Regions from separate parts of the Homo sapiens genome. Here region 2 is linked to region 1. Evidence: chromatin loops called from intact Hi-C (ENCODE). Cell type or tissue: heart right ventricle. All regions are shown on one strand. Links, peaks and the distances in the headings refer to the core of each region. The heading gives the core; the rest is flanking DNA.

The links. Hi-C counts contacts between places; a loop is a spot of excess contacts. Peaks named below come from ENCODE experiments on the same cell type or tissue, not always from the same donor. Only the 100,000 strongest peaks of a DNase experiment are listed, where the experiment ranks them.
Region 2: it touches region 1 in a loop (5-fold over the local background); 4 of 110 quality-filtered maps call a loop at or near these places.

Annotation. Positions count from the first base shown.
Region 1 is chr9:96,481,600-96,490,112 of GRCh38, reverse strand. HABP4 (hyaluronan binding protein 4) reads right to left here. Exons shown (of 8, transcript NM_014282.4): 6 at 5,480-5,651; 7 at 1,839-2,024; 8 at 1-131. The coding sequence ends at 75. Among named protein-coding and RNA genes, the nearest start is that of HABP4, 36 kb to the right of the region's middle. In heart right ventricle, for the core only: no CTCF peak of the experiment used is centred there; DNase peaks (open chromatin) are centred at 1,942 and 3,292; H3K27ac peaks cover 2,677 bases.
Region 2 is chr9:96,534,175-96,542,687 of GRCh38, reverse strand. It overlaps CDC14B (cell division cycle 14B), which reads left to right. Exons shown (of 14, transcript NM_033331.4): 6 at 796-862; 7 at 3,548-3,610; 8 at 8,146-8,233. Among named protein-coding and RNA genes, the nearest start is that of CDC14B, 81 kb to the left of the region's middle. In heart right ventricle, for the core only: no CTCF peak of the experiment used is centred there; no DNase peak of the experiment used is centred there.

The DNA of each region.
Region 1 (8,513 bases), core at 80-8,079:
TCCCTTGGCCCAGCTGGAAAAGTCTCCCCACAGGTGTGCAGTGCAGCTCCGCGGTGCTGGGAAACAGGGCTCTTTCAAGACAGCGCAGGGAAATCTTCCGGGTCATCTGGGTTGGGGGCAACATCTTGCATCTAAAGAAAAAAAGAAATACTTTGAAATCCACTGCCCCTTCATCCATTCCCGATATCCCAGTGGGATAACAAGGGCCTGGCACCAACGCTGAGGGGCCTGCATTAGAGGCAGGACCCACAGTGGGAAGGGGAGAGTCACAGGTCACTGCTAACCCAGGAAAGTACAGCTCCCCCTCCCACACAGGCCTCCAGCCTCCTCGAAAAAGGAGCTGCCTCCCTTCCTACGTCCTGCAAGCTCTTACTGGGGGTTCTGCATGGGCACGTCCTTCATCGAGTAAATAGAATGGTTACTGCGTGCCGGGCACTGGAGGAGCACAGACAGTGCCTATCCTCGGGGAGCTCACGGTGCTGGAGAAACTGACCATCGAATCAGGAGCTTCACTAACACGTCCTGGGAAGGAGGGGCCACAGGAGGGCCATCCAGTGCAATTTGGTGGCACAGTGGACACCAAGGTCAGGCAAGGTTTTGTGGGAAGAGAAGGTTCTCCCTGGGATGAACCTCAATGGATGAGCAAAGGGAACAAGGACTTGGATTGGGAAACAGTGTGACCTGATGGGGGCGGGGGCGGGCCCTAAGGGCGGTTCTGAGGTGGAGGGATGCACAGGTTGTGGAGGTGGGGACAGATGCCAGTGAAGAGGTGGGTGGCACTGGATCTCAGAGTGGTTTCCCAACACACTCCCTGGAGTGCTGCAGGGGACAGAGCTCCGCTATAGGAAAGGAGTGAGGGTGTGTTTCCTATCGCAGAATAGACCCTATTTCCAACCTGGCCCCAAATATACCCCTACACCCCCCGCCCAAAAAATTGTGTTTTTGCTCCTGCTTAAGCAAAAACAAACCATAGACACTGCTTCCAGGGGCTGCTCCCTAGAGCGAGGGAACCGGGCAGCAGGAGGAGCATTGCCAAGACCAGCCACAGAGAAGGGGTCTGTGCCATGGGGCCTCGGGGCTGATTTCCAATGAATAAGTGTCCATACCACATTAGGAAGCACCTACTACATGCCAGGCACTGCGTGGCACTGCGTAAACCGGTAATGAGCAAAAGCAGCCGCTGACCGATAGCCACACCAGTGAGAATACAGCCGCACACGGAGATCAGGCTTCAATGAAAAGAAACTCCTTTGCTCCGAGACCTTGATCGGTCTAGGAGATGTGATCAAAGAAACCTGTGAGGAAGTGAGGCTGGAAGGATGAATGGAGGCCAGCAGGCAGAGGCCAGGGGTAAGGAGCGTGCTGTGTTGAGAGCTAGAATCAGGCAGCCTTGGCTGAGGACGGTGTGAGGCAGGTGAGCCGGGGAGGGGTTGAGGAAGGTCCCCTCACAAAGGGCTTGAGATCTTAGGGAGGATTCTGTCCACTCTGACAGCATCACCTGAGCCCAAGGCACACAATCAGGCCACAGTAAGCAAAACGTCAGGTGCTCCAGTTCAATCCCAAGCCTGGGGATCTTGTCTAATGCGGGTGACAGTGAGTTTCTCTCTGATCCCGGGAGTGCCTTCACAGCAGACCCTGGAAGCCAGGGCTACAGAACGGTCTCTAGGCAAGATGTCCATGATGCTACAACACCGTCCAAATGCCCCAACATCAGTCCCACACTAGCTACAGAAAGAAGTGACTGCAGAAACTCATGACCCTCTGAAATTAGACCATCCTGGGCCCAGGGCACTGTCCTTATTAACTTCTTTCGCCAAACCGTCAATACAGACACCTACCACCACTTCTGCTCTGGGTCCATAGTTCTCTGCCCTCCTGATCCTTCCCCGGCCTCCCCGGGTGCCTCCTCTGGCTCCACGCCCAGGACGAGGGAGGTTACCAAAATTAATCTCCAGCTGGGATGTGATGTCATTGGCGGGTTTCCGGAAAACATGGGAATCGTCCTCATAGTCATCTTTTACCATCTGAAACACAATTACAGCATCAAACACGCACAAGTCCACAGCCATCCCCACACTCATCTGGCTTAGTGGCTGCAGTGTGCTACACAGGAGCTAAAACACCATCAGGGGCTAGTCAGAGCCATTCTCTGGATTTGTCTCTGGCCCTGGGCTGCAGAGCTGGACAAAGGAAGACAGCACTGCTGTTCTGATTCTAAGACAGTGAGTTCTGTATGTTCTAGAGTCCCACATTCTTGCAATTACAATCTTAATCCAAACATCTTTGAACTTATTATGATTTCAAGTGGGACCAAATTTCTATCAGCTGAGCAGGTTAAGATATAAGATTTGGCATGACTAATAATAGCAAACAATATACATGTTTTATATCTAAGTGTATTTTGCTGAGATAAAAAAGTTTTCATTTCTGCTTATTTTCTGTCTTATCTGTTCACAAATGCTTTGATAAATAAGGAAATATCCCCTTCCCAGAACAGAACTTAACAGAGAAATTCCTTTCAGCATGGGTGCTGATTATAATACCATGTGCTAAAAATCACATGATTTATAATAAACAATTCTGACTCAAAATATAGAGAAACTTTATAAAAACAAGAGTATGGTTACCTGAGTGTTCTACCAACACTGCACAAAGAAGTCAAGCTGCTTTTTAAGAACTGCTTTCATTAAAATTCTATCTCTTGTGACAGCTATATTAAATAAATTAATTAAATCTGATCCAAATTTGATTTGGCTTCAACTCATAATAATGGGTATCACACACACACACACACAAAAACCCCACTTTAAGTAAAGTAAAAACCTACAGAAAGGAAGATATGTCAGTGATTTCAGATGAGAATCTCCAAAGTGCTACAACATTAAACATTCCTACAACCAGGAAATGGAGCAAAGTTTCCACGAGCATATCAACACCTTTAGGCCATATGCTCATGACAGCCTTCATGTTTAACATTTGTGTCCCCTTTGAGGTCTCAGGTTAAAATAAAGCAGAGGCTTTAGGTAGTTGGATGCTTAATGCTAAAAAGGTGAAGAAAAACAGTCCAGGAGCACTGGCATTCTGTAAAAAGATACACACAAAAAATAGTAACAGGCAAAATACTCAACCCTTGCCTTGTTTGGCACTCAGCAGGGAAGCGCTGGTAAGGTCTCCCTGGGGTCCCTGCTCTGAGTCGCCTCCCACTGCAGGAAGGGGCAGGAAGGGCCTCGGGGCAGTGGAGCAGGGAGTGGACACAGTCTAAGGCTTGGGCTCCACTTGCAGCTCCAGCTGGCCCTGGCCCAAGTGCTTTCACCGCCCAGTGCCTTACGCGAGGTTGTTACTAGGTCTGAACTTTGCTAGGTATTCTAGTGCTTCTGCCTCTTCAGGTGTCCAGAACAAAGTAAACTGATGAACCCAAGATCTGGCTTGTGTTGCTTTAAGAACAATTCCTAGCTAAAATCTTCAATCCTCCAAGATTAACAAGGACCAAGATGTGTGCTTCACTGAGACCAGGCTTGATGACTCAGCTAACCCACTTGCTTCAAATATTCTGGGAGACCTCTGGAGCCCGGGAGGACAAATCTGGTGTGGATTAAGAAAGAGCAGCTTCTATTTTTACCTAACATGTCAGCTGCATATTTCAATCCTGACAGCACATTTGTTTTAGAGAAATTTTTATTTACAATGCCTAGAACAAAAAAGAACAAAGGAAGTGGACAGGTTAAGAACCAACCCAGCTTGCTAATGGAGTTAGAAAACACCTCCCAGAGATTGCCAGGGAAATAAAGCTCCGGCCGCCTATGTCTACAAAAAGCCATTTCTTGTGGAACAGCTCAAAACTCAGTAAGGCCTCCTACAGCTTGGACTGACCAAAACAAGAGGATGGGAGAGAATCCTGTATCTTTTTTTTTGTTTTGTTTGGAGACGAAGTCTCACTTTGTTGCCCAGGCTGGAGTGCAATGGCGTGATCTCGGCTTGCTGCAACCTCTGCTTCCCGGGTTCAAGCGATTCTCCTGCCTCAGCCTCCCGAGTAGCTGGGACTACAGGCACCCGCCAACCGCCCGGCTAGTTTTTGTATTTTTAGTAGAGACAGGGTTTCACTATGTTGGCTAGGCTGGTCTCGAACTCCTGACCTCAGGTGATCCACCTGCCTTGGCCTCCCAAGAACCCTGTATCTTAAATGACACCTAATCAAAGTACTCACTCAGAAAATGAAACTAACCAAAGTGTAAATGACAACTCTACAATAGCATAACATTCCTGAGATTCCACATGAAAATCAATAACTAATACCCCACAGAGAGGAAGAACCTGCTACCTGCTCACTCCCACCTCGAAATAGTGACTGGTATCAAGCTGTAGATGGAATGATACAGATTCTAAATCCCATAATGGGAATGCTTCAGTGGACCTAGCCTTAAGTTCAGTAACAAGTCGGGGACTTGATGACCCCATGGCATCCCTATCAACATATGCTGCTAGATGTTTCCCCGAAACCTCTCCCTGCAAAACTGAAGCTTCTGAGAAGAGCTGGACGTAAGCCGTGAGCAATAAGGCCTCACAACACGGAGGAGCTCCCTGAGCAACCCCTGCAGCACGCTGGCCGCTGTGGCAGTGCCTGACCGAGCAGCCAAGCGTTCGGGGACTCATCTCCCGCCACGTCTGCAGTTAGGCAGGGGGCGCAAAGCTGCTGAACCAACATGGGAAAGGCGTCAGAAGTGCATGGAACCTCAACCACAGTTTAAAAAGTCATCAACTACTCGGCCAGGTGCAGTGGCTCACGCCTGTAATCCCAGCACTTTAGAAGGCTGAGGCTGGTGGATCACCTGAGGTCGGGAGTTCAAGACCAGCCTGACCAACATGGAAAAGCCCCGTCTCTACTAAAAATACAAAATTAGCCGGGGTGGTGGCGCATGCCTGTAATCCCAGCTACTTGGGAGGCTGAGGCACGAGAATCGCTTGAACCCGGGAGGCGGAGGTTGCGGTGAGCCAAGATCGCGCCACTGCACTCCAGCCTGGGCAACAAGAGCGAAACTCCATCTCAAAAAAAAAAAAAAGTCATCAACTACTCAGTGAAATGCTCTTATCAAGAAACAGAGTTGAAAGTAACCTACTCAGGGGACACAGAGTGTAGTTCTCCTTTGATTAACTCTGAATTGTACAAGACACAATCTGTAACTCTCCCTTGAGAAAAATGAAATACAGTTAATACACAGTATGTGTACAGTACCCGCATAGTCCCAGGGTGAGCAGAAGATGCACTGTCACTCTAACTGCTCTGTGCATCTGTCAATACCTCAAGTTTCAATTCCTTTTCTTAATGAACAATACAGTAAAATTAGGCATGCATCATCTCTGATTAGAAACAAAGACTGCCAACTACTAATGTTCCATTTTCAAGACAGAAGTGGAAAGGTACATTTCACTTCCAGTAAGGTAAAAGTAAAGATTACCTCTACATACGAAATGCAATGCTTACATCATCTCTGTATTTTGACTTGTGAATCACCACGGCTTTGGAAGGAACAGTGGATTCTGGTTTCCGGATGTTAAACTCAGGCTTTGGTCTGGTCTGTTCTTGAAGATTTTTCCACTCATCTAAAGTCATCTCTTGAACTTGGGTTTCTTCTTCTACCTCCAACTCAGGAACTCTATAAAGAGATATATAATCATAAAGAATACTTTTTGATGGTACTAAAATGTCTACTTTATAAAGAAAAAGTTATAACCATTAATTCAACATATTTTTGTGGTACTGCATTTCAAATGCAAATAAGGTAAGGAAATCTTTGACTCACAAGCTTCCATATTTCATTTTCAACATTTTATGTCATCACTGCCAACAGAAGATACTTCCTATCTGTGTTCAAATCAATCTTTGAAAAATGGGAACATCACCATCCTGATGACATTAACATCACACTTCACCACTGGCACTCCCTTCCAGACAGCATGACAGACAAAATGAGGTAATTATGGACAATGGGTTGAAATAAAATACAGGAAACCATAAACAAGTTTTAAAGCAGTGGCTCATGAATGCATACTTTTGCAAATATCCTCTTTAATGAGTTTTAAAAAGAAAACAAAAGACAGAAATATAGATTGAGAGCAAAGAATTCAGAGTCCAGAAATAAACCCTCACATTTACGGTCAACTGATTTTTTTTTTCCAACCGTGGTGCCAAAGACAATTCAATGGAGAATGAAAAGTATTTTCAACAAACGGTGCTTGGGCAACTGGATATCCACACACACCAAAAGAAAGAATGAAGTTAGACCTACCTCACACCATAAATACAAGAGCTAAAATATAAAACTCTTAGCAGAAAACCTAGGCAGAAACTTTCTTAACCCTGGACTGGGCAATGGTTTCTTCCACATGACACCAAAAAAACAAGCAACAAAAGTACATACATTGAACATCATCAGATACTTTTATACTACAAAGGACACCATCAAGAAAGTAAAAAGACAGTCCACAAAATGGGATAAAATATTTACAAATAATATATCTCACAAGGGACTTGTATCTAGAATACATAAAGAATTCTTTATGAACAGCCAAGCGTGGTGGCTCATGCCGATAGTCCTAGCTACTCAGGGGGCTGAGGTGGGAGGATCGCTTGAGGCCAGGCATCTGAGGCTGCAGTGAGCTATGATCACACGTGTGAATGGCCACTGTGTTCCACCTTGGGCAACAGAATGAGACACTGTCTCTTTAAAAAAAAAAAAAAGAATGCTTTATGAATTCTAGATACAAGTCCTCTTTAGTTGAGACAAATGACCACCCTCCCCCCAAAAAAGGCAAGGATCTGAGTGAACATTTTTCCAGAGAAGATATACAAATAGGCAGTAAGATGTTGCACATCATTAGCTATTAGAGAAAGACAAGTCAAAACCACAGAGCTGCACCAGTCCACACCCAGTGGGATGGTTAGAACCAAAACGACATTTGACAAGCGTTGGGGAGGATGTGGAGAAACTGGAACCCACATACACTGCCAGTGGGAATGTGAAATGGTGTAGCCTCTTTGGAAAGCAGTCTGGCGGTTCCTCAAAAATCTAAGCTGAGTTAGCCTCTGACCCGGAAATTTCACTCCTGGGTTTATACCCAAGAGAAATGAAAACACACATCCACATGAAAACTTAAACCCAAGTGTTCACTGCAGTGCTATTCATAATAGCCAAAAAGTGGACACAACCTAAATGTCTATTAACTAATGAGTGGATAAACCAAATATGGCACATTTTTTGGAATATTATCTGGCAATAAAAAGAAACAAAGTATTAATACACATTACGACATGAACAAACCTTGAAAAAATGATGCAAGTGAAATAAACCAGGCAGAAAAGACTTCTGTGTATGATTCCATTTACATGAAATATTCAGAGGAGCCAGATTCACACAGACAGGAGGCAGGTCAGTGGTGGCCAGGGCTGCAGGGAGGGAGGATAGGGAGTGACTGCTGAATGGGCATGGGGTTTCCTTTTGGGATGATAACAACCTTCTGGAGCCAGATCATGGTGATGGTTGCATAACACTCTGAATGTACTAAATGCCACTGAATTGTACACTTTAAAAGGATTAAAATCGTAGATTTGAAAATCATCACAAAAATACACACAAAAAAAGAAAAACAGAAATGAAGACTGGCACATGCTACAACATGAATGAAGCTGAAAACTTGATGCTAATAGTTAAAATAAGCCAGGTGCAAAAGGAACATTGAACGATTCCACTTAGATGAGGCACCTAGAATAGGCAAATTCATAAACACGAGTAAAATAGAGATTACTACATGCTGAGGAGAAATGGGGAGTTAGTGTTAAATGGATATAGAGTTTCTGTTTGTGATGAAAAAGTTCTACAAGGCCAGGCACAGTGGCTCAAGCCTGTAATCCTAGCACTTTGGGAGGCTGAGGCAGGCGGATCATGAGGTCAGGAGTTCGAGACCAGCCTGGCCAATACGGTGAAACCCCGTCTCTACTAAAAAATACCAGAAAAATTAGCCGGGTGTAGTGGAATGTGCCTGTAGTCCCAGCTACTCAGGAGGCTGAGGCAGGAGAATCGCTTGAACCCGGGAGGTGGAGGTTGCAGTGAGCCGAGATCGCACCACTGCACTCCAGCCTGGACAACAGAGTGAGATTCCATCTCAAAAAAAAAAAAAAAGTTCTAGAGATGGATGGTGGTGATGGTTACACACAATATGAATGTTACTGATGCCATTAAATTATATATATTAAAATGGTAAAAATGGCAATTTTTATGTTATTTTTACTGCAATTTTAAAAAATTAATAATGTAACATACCCCAAACCATCCATCCATGCATTCAGTCGTTTACTCATTTATTTGTTTGATACAGGCTGGGTTTCACTCTGTTGGCCAGGCTGGAGTACAGTGGCATGATGATGGCTCACCATACCTTCAACCTCCTGAGCCCAAGGATCCTCCCACCTCAGCTTCCTGAGAGTAGCTGGGACTACAGGTACGAGCCATCAGGCCCAG
Region 2 (8,513 bases), core at 389-8,388, 52 kb before region 1:
CTCCATCTCTACCTTAAAAAAAAAAAAAAAAGTTAGCTAGATGCGGTGATACATGCCTGTGGTCCTTGCTACTGGGGACACTGAGGTGGGAGGATCACTTAAACCCAGGAGTTTGAGGCTGCAGTGAGCTGCACTGCACCCCAACATGGGCAACAGGGCAAGACGTTATCTCTATAAAAAAGTTTAAAAAAAAAACCCAGAAGTTACCCAGTTAAATGGGTAAAAGTCTTTAGGATAACGATAGCAACAAAATGCTTATGACCTTCTACCTAATATTTTAAATGTGACCTTGATTTCTCAGTATTTCTGTCATACTTGGTTGGAGACACACACACACAGACAGACACACGTATAAATAGACACACATACACACATATGTTTATTACAGGATCAAAAAGCAGTCTTTCCCAGTAAGATTTTCATACGGTATTTTCCAGTTTAAAGAAAAAATTCAAATGCTTTGCCCCTTTGGGGGAGAGATAGGTATTGATTTGTTGAATTCAAGAAGGTGGCTCAGCTGTTAAAGCCAAAAATAATCCAGAGAGAACATTTGAAATTTAGGAAGTGGTCATTATTGATCCAGGCCCATAAAACAGTACCTATTGGAATAGGTAGAAACTGCAGTGAAATTTGTAATTGATTTATCTTTTATTTAAAAGTCAAAAGGCGAGATTTTTTTCTTCTTGATAATGGTTCAGAGTGTACATTTGATTTTAAATTCTAGTCACCTTTGTCTTAGGTAAGTGTAATTGCAGAAAATTAACTGATCTACATTTTATTACTCTTGGGTTTCAGAGATGCTGCCTATGGAAGTTGCAATTTCTACATTACACTTCTTGACTGTTTTCATGCAGTAAAGAAGGTGAGTGACATGTAGGATGCACCCAGTGTTGTGTTGAGGAACTAACATGCGGTCCAAGAAAACTAGGCCTTCTTCCCGAGATCTTTTTGTTAGTGTTTCTTCCAAGATGCCTATGGTGACAGAGGTGCTCCATTTCCCAACTAATGTCAGAATGAGACCAAACCAGGAAACAGTTTATTCTGAATTTCTGAGTGCTTCTATGTATGAGTTGGGGGAAAAGTCACTTAAGAAACAGGGAAAATAAGAGTTATACGATTAGGTTCTAGATCCAGAATTGGTTTTGAGTATATTATGATCTAAAAGAACAAAAGTAAAGATGACTTGTTTACTGGTAAGTTCTCTTTGATTTGTATATTCTATATACCTGATTCCTGCCAATACCATTACAACAGACGTAACACAGTCACTGTCAAACACTTCATTTTTGTTTTGTCAGGCGTTCAATTTCTAGTTCAACAGAATTTGAATGCCTCAATTAGTTTGTTATACAGTTTTATGTGAAACTAAGTGGGTCACTGCTGCTTTGTCAAACTATTTCCAAGTGATTCCTTGGGTCATAACCAGGGCTGCTGTGTTGATTCCAGGGGACACCCTCCCTATCACGTTCTACGTGAACAGGGTCCCCTGGGGTCACACAGTGCAGCAAGTCCTGGTATTAATGTCAGGACAGCAGGAGAAACTAGAATGGTAAATCAGTAGCCCATGGATCAAATAAGCCTTTGACAGCATTTTTCTGTAACTTGTGCTTTTAGAGCCAAAAGGAACCCAGGTTTACTTTCTTGTATAATGAAACATGGTGGCTTGCTGGGAATTGTGACAGACATGTCTTAAAACGAGAGGACTAATCAGCATACAAATTCAGAGACTAATTGATATACTTTTTTCCCTGTATCAATCAATGAGGTATGGGCACATTGTTTGGATTTGAGCCCAGTGACTGTGGGATATGGAGCTGATTGGGGTAGTTGCCATGAGCTCTGAGGCGGCTCCATGGGCCCTCAGTGTGGGCAGGTATGGGGCACTGGTGGAAATCAGGAGACCAAAGGGCAACAGGTGTAAATGGTACCTTCTGGTTGCAGTTGCAGCCCCTGCCAGGTGGGCTCATGCAGGCAGGCACACTCACCTTTAAAAAGAGAAAAGTAAAGCTTTGAGGGGTTTGGAAATGATCTATTATAACACCATATGGCAGCTTCTATTATTATTTTTTGGCTTTTTTTTTTTTAATTGGGTATTGCACCCAAAGTCAATTAGCTGGTACGATAGGTCAAAGATTGCCATTTGCATACTATATTTTGGGTTTTTTTAAAATTAAATTTTCATTTTTTCTGCTATGCTCAGCTAATTTTTATATTTTTTGTGGAGATGAGGTCTCACTATGTTGCCTAGGCTGGTCTCAAACTCCTGAGCTCAAGCGATCCACTCACCTTGGCCTCCCAAAGTGCTGGGATTACAGGCGTGCACCACCGCACCCAGCCACTATATTTAGTTTTATTTAAGGGTCACTATCTTCTGATTTGCAGTGTAAGCATTTTTTATTTGTGACTGATTTTGAATATTGCATATATGAAGAAACATGCATCAATGTAATTATGTTTTCAGTGTGATTCACTTCCAATAAGATCACCTCATGAAATTCAAAGGAAAATAGGAATTCCTTATAAACTACTTTTTTTTATTGTTTCATTCTATTAGAAATAGCTGTAGTCCAAAATCATGAAATATATTGCAGTCAAGGAAATAAATTTTGTGATTGACTTAGTCTTGGGATTAGTGTTTAAATAACTATATAAAATGAAGACCTTTTTAGTTGATATTCTAGCCTTCTTATTTTACATTTGTATTTCAGTAGTTTACTTTTGAAAACTGGGTGTACAAAAGCCCCCTCTTTGAACCAAGAATACCTTGTGGATCAGCAATTCTTGCTTCCCTCCTGTTTGGCTCAGGGATCAGCAGCCAGGAGGATATTTCTCAGAGGCTGCTAGGTCTGTTTGTCCTTGTCTCAGAAAATAGACACTCTGCTTATTTTGGTTATCATACTCTGCCTGCTATCACACAGAGTAAGGCTATAGGATAGGACAGAAATTTTTTTTGTTTTATTCCTATGGAAAGAATATCTTTTTTTTCCTCAAAAGTTTTGATTTTAGTGTTGATGTCAGAGCTGTTTACTTTAGGGAACATTGATTAAAGACTGTTCGGAAGAATTTGAAAATGAAGATATGGATGAAGTATGAGGGTTTTGTTTGGGATAAACTAGCACATGGATTCTCTCCTCTTTCTTATCGATGTAGAGACCATTGGGTTGTGCATTATATTTGAATCCTAAACTTCTGAATTTTCAGCCAGGGGTGGTAGTGATCTGGTAAGAGAAGAGGATTACTTTCAGGGCGTGATTATTTAACAATACATGGATAGGATGACTGGTGAATGAAAATAAAAAAGCACATCTCACAAACAAAATCCAAACAAAACACAACAAACTTATTACATATAGTTATAATTAATTTCCATATAAAAGAAGCACTTAGAAGACGCCGCCCACTTCCTTTGAAAGCTGTTCAGTGGAAAGTAATCTGATCATGACAATACTTTCTTGGGGGGCCCCTGATATTTAGTATTCTGAAATTGGATAGGAAACTGTTTTCTTATTTGCATCCTTGTTCTTAAAAGCTTTCTTTTGGATTTTAGGCAATGCAGTATGGCTTCCTTAATTTCAACTCATTTAACCTTGATGAATATGAACACTATGAAGTAAGTCTTCAAGGATCATGTTTTCAACTCTTCCTCCCCCCGCCCAGCTTTATTGAGGGGAATAATTGACAAATAAAACTTATATATACTTAAGATGTACAAAGTAATGTTTTGATATATGTATACACCATGAAATGATTACCTAATCAAGCTAATTAACATATTCATCACCTCACATAATTTAGTCTTTTGGCGTGTGTGATGAGAATACCTGAGATGTACTCTAGCAGATTTCAAGCATACAGTACACACATTAGATCTCCAGAATTTACTTATCCTCTGATGGTTTGTACTCTGACCAAAATTTCTCTGCCTGTTTTTAATTTTTCTTTTTTTAAATTGAAAAAAAAAGAGAGAGACCAAGTCTCGCTCTGTTACCTAGGCTGAAGTGCAGTGGTATACATGGCTCACTGCAGCCTTGAACTTCTGGGATTAAATGATCCTCTCTCTTCAGCCTCCCAAGTAGCTGGAATCACAGGTATGTACCACCATGCCAGGCTAATTTTTTAATTTTTATTTTTGTAGAGATGGGGTTTCACTTTGTTGCCCAGGCTAGAGTTGAACTCCTGGCCTCAAGCACTTCTCCCACCTTGGCCTCCCAAAGTGCTAGGATCACAGATGTGTGCCACTGTGCACGGCCCTGTTTTTAGCTTTCTTAATCACCCATTTCACTTACAGAAGCAATATTCTTGTTTTGTTTTAGACGTGTATAGAGTGAAAAAAAGTCAAGTCTTCATCTTCTTATCCCTATTTCTCCTGTCCCAATTCTCAGTGGGAATTTCTGCATTTGATGCACAATTCTAGAGTGAATGAGTGTGCCCCGTGTGTTCTTTATACTGTTTAGTTTAAATGTATTTTAGTATTGATGGCTGTCACACAGTGATTGAGATGCTTTTAAAACCCTTAGCATAGAATAAGATGAGATGAATAGTCATTATACACCTAATTATCTCTGGAAAATATCTTTGTTTTTGCCATAACCTTCGGTTTGTCAGGACACTTCTGGTTGCAAGTTACAGAAAGTAAACACAAATAGCTTAAATAAAAAAGGAAAAATCTGCCAGGCGCAGTGGCTCATGCCTGTAATCCTAGCACTTTGGGAGGCCTAGAGGGGCAGATTGCCTGAGCTCAGGAGTTTGAGATCAGCCTGGGCAACATGGTGAAACCTCATCTCTAAAATACAAAAAGTTAGCCAGGCGTGGTGGTGGGCGCCTGTAGTCCCAGCTACTCAGGAGGCTGAGGCAGGAGAATCACTTGAACCCGGGAGGCAGAGGTTGCCGTGAGCCAAGATCACCCCACTGCACTCCAGCCTGGGTGACAGAGCAAGATTCTGTCTCAAAAAAAAGGGAAAAATTTACTGGATTACATAAATTAAAAGTCCAGGAATAGGATTGGCTTCTAGCATGCCCCTTCAGGTGCTCAGACACTTAATCAGAAATTGGACTTGAAGTTAGTTTTATTCTCAGGCCAGCCTTCTCCAGTAGTGATAAAGATGGCCACCAGCAACTTTGACCTGCCAGTTTGGCAAAATGATCAGAAAAGTGTAATCTTAGCTCCATCAGAAGGCCCAGGAATGCCTCTCACTGGCCTGACTTACGTCATGTGCCCATCTCTGCACCAGCCTGTGTTCTTTGGCAGGGCAGGGCTAAGGAATACTCTGGCCAGCCTTAGTTCTCTGGCCATCCCAGGAGCCTGGGGCATAGGGTCAGCCCCATCAAACCAGCCGGACCAAAAAAAAATTTATTTTCTAACAGTTTTATTTTATTTTATTTTTCTTTCTTTCTTTTTTAGAGACAGGGTCTCACTCTGCTGCCCAGGCTGGAGTGCAGTGGTGCGATCTTGGCTCACTGCATTCTCTCTCCCAGGTTCAAGTGATCCTCCCACCTCAGCCTCCCAGTAACGGGGACTACAGGCACGTGCCACCATGCCCAGCTAATTTTGTAATTTTTTTGTAGAGATGGGATTTCGCCATGTTTCCCAGCCTGGTCACAAACTCCTGCACTCAAGGGATCTACCTGCCTCAGTCTCCCAAAGTGCTGGGATTACAGATGTAAGCCACGGCACCCAACCACACAAAATTTCTTAAAAACATAGGACAGGGCCAGGGAGAGATAAGCCAGGCAAAACCACAGGTGTGTTCTATGTTTTTTAACATAGTATATATATTTTAAAAAGAATAAATAATTTGATTCTACAGCTTTATCCTCCAAATAGGGAATGAGTAAGATACTGTGCTAAAGCCCTTTTCAGCCCAGAGTAGTTGTAGCCTCCTGTCTTCTTACCCTGCTGTAGTTACCTTGAGCAGACTTGCTCCCCAGCACTGGGGAGATGATTCCTCAAACAGCAGCACTTCATGTGGCAGCATCTTGAATCCTCAGAGAATTCTTTTTCACAACGTCCAAAGTAAATATTATTTCAAACTCTTACGTTTAACTGAACTGTTTTTTCAATTTCAGTTAATAATGACACTCAGTTGTTTCTGTGATGTACCAAAGATGTAAGAATACATTGTAGGATTCATTAGGGCCAACCCTGTCTTTACTTCTCTGATAGCAGTCCATTTCTAAAGTACAACGTACATTTAACTAGCACCTTAAACTTACAGAATATAGCTAAGTTATTAACACCTTTTTTGCGCTTGTCCTTAAAACATTAAACATTTGAAACAAGTTACTTTGTCTATGTAAGCAAAACTGCTAAAAACACTAGTTGGTATTTGTTCCTTTTGTAGTGATGCCTTTGTGTGCTATTAATGAATAATATAGGCACTAAGTAACTCCCCTGTTACTACTGTAGAGATTGGAGGGTCTGGGCTGGGGGGTAGCAGGGGCACACCACAAACGTCTTCACCTCCATGAAGCTGTGTGGTGACACAGGGAACTGTTTAGGTTCCCACACACCAGTTCAGTTATTATAGTGTATTTAGAAATTTGGGGATAGTGTCATTCATTGATTCTACAATGCCCATTTTTTCCTATTTCAGCTCCTCTGAATTCAGGATGTATCTTAATTAATGGCATCAGCAATTCAGTGAAATCTAGTTGTTGCCAACAACTGATCACGGGTTTGTTATTTAAAAGTCCAGATTTCTGATTTCACTTTAAAATCAGAATATCTGGCAACAGCTGCCCTCATTCCTGCTTTGACCTTTCCTTTTCTTTTTATTTAAAGAGAGAGGGTCTCACTGTGTTGCCCTGGCTGGACTCAAATTCCTGGGCTTAAGTGATCCTTCTGCCTCAGCCTCCCAAGTAGCTAGGACTACAGGTGCATGCCACTGCACCCGGCTGTTTAGACCTTTGTATTATGGAACATGGGCTGACTGATTCCCCATGTTGATCATTAAGTCCAGTAAACTGGTTTGGGATTACCTGCTTGGTCCCTGTAGATATTCAAGAAACTCTGTTATTTTTTACTCATTTTTAGGTACACGTAGAAACACCCCAATTTCAAAGCTAATTTATCTGTTGTTTTTAATCACGAGTCCTCTCCTTCTGCACTATCAAGTGTCTTCTACTTCCTGCTTAAGTCTCTGTTGTCCATTTCATTAAGACAGAAGTTTCTATTATTGTTAAATTTGAACTGTATCTATGTTATAATAGTAATGGTAACTCAATCCAAAGGACCTAATAACAGGAAGTAACATGTCTTACATATCAGTTTATATTTGTTTTTTTGTAGGGACATACTGTGATCTTGGTATACTTGTAATTTTTTAGTTTCCTGGTCGGTTCAGTGCATTTATTTATTTATTTTTTTAATTTTTGTTTTTTGAGACAGAGTTTCGCTCTTGTTGCCCAGGCTGGAGTGCAATGGCACAATCTCGGCTCACTACAACTTCCGCCTCCTGGGTTCAAGCAATTCTCCTGCCTCAGCCTCCCGAGTAGCTGGGATTACAGGCATGCGCCACCATGCCTGGCTAATTTTGTAGTTTTTAGTAGAGGCAGGATTTCTCCATGTTGGTCAGGCTGATCACGAACAAATGAACTTTTTAAATTGGTTGCCTTATTAAATAGTTAGGAAGATAGTGGAAAGATATATCTCTGTAAGTAGGTAAGTAAGTAAATATTGGGAAGCCAGAAACCTAAGTAGATAGTTTTTCCCCCTTTATTCGTGGAGTCAAGATTGCTCATGTTGGAAGCCAGTTAGTCATTCAGGAAAACAGGGAAGTTCCCAGATTCCTTATACTGGAAAAGTTTGCTTGCTTTCTTATTAATTAGCAGCAACTATAATGAGAATTGATTCAGATAAAATAACCAAATAGTATATTTGTATGGCAGCAGTCAGCTCTGTATTCCAAGGGCTGATACCCTAGCAATGAAACACTGTTAAAAGAAGATGATTAGGAACAGGATATACGTCCATTCCCTAGATATACTTATAGCAGGGCAAATTGAGATTCCTGTCTCATGGCAATTTGTAAACAGCTTTTCCGCTAAAGCAAATGAGTTTGAAGTCCTTCAGAGACTCAGTCTTGAGTAGAGAGGTTGTGGGGAGAATACATTTAAAAACGAATTGTGCTGGTCTTCCCCTTGCAGAAAGCAGAAAATGGAGATTTAAATTGGATAATACCAGACCGATTTATTGCCTTCTGTGGACCTCATTCAAGAGCCAGACTTGAAAGTGGTATGTGAAATTATGGCATTAATCTCATTTTGTTATTGAAAATATCTATCCTATATTTTCTTTTGAAAGAGTTACACCAAGCTTGACCAAGTGTTAATTATTATTTAAGCATACTTGGTCACTTCAGTAGATCATTCTGACTGGATTTTAACTTTCTTTTCTTTTGTTTTTTACAGTTATAATCAAATTGGTATTTAATTCCCAGTCCAGATACTGTTTCCGTTCAGTTACAGGTGAAACTATTAGCCATTGTTTTCTTTATGTGTTTTATAAGATCTGG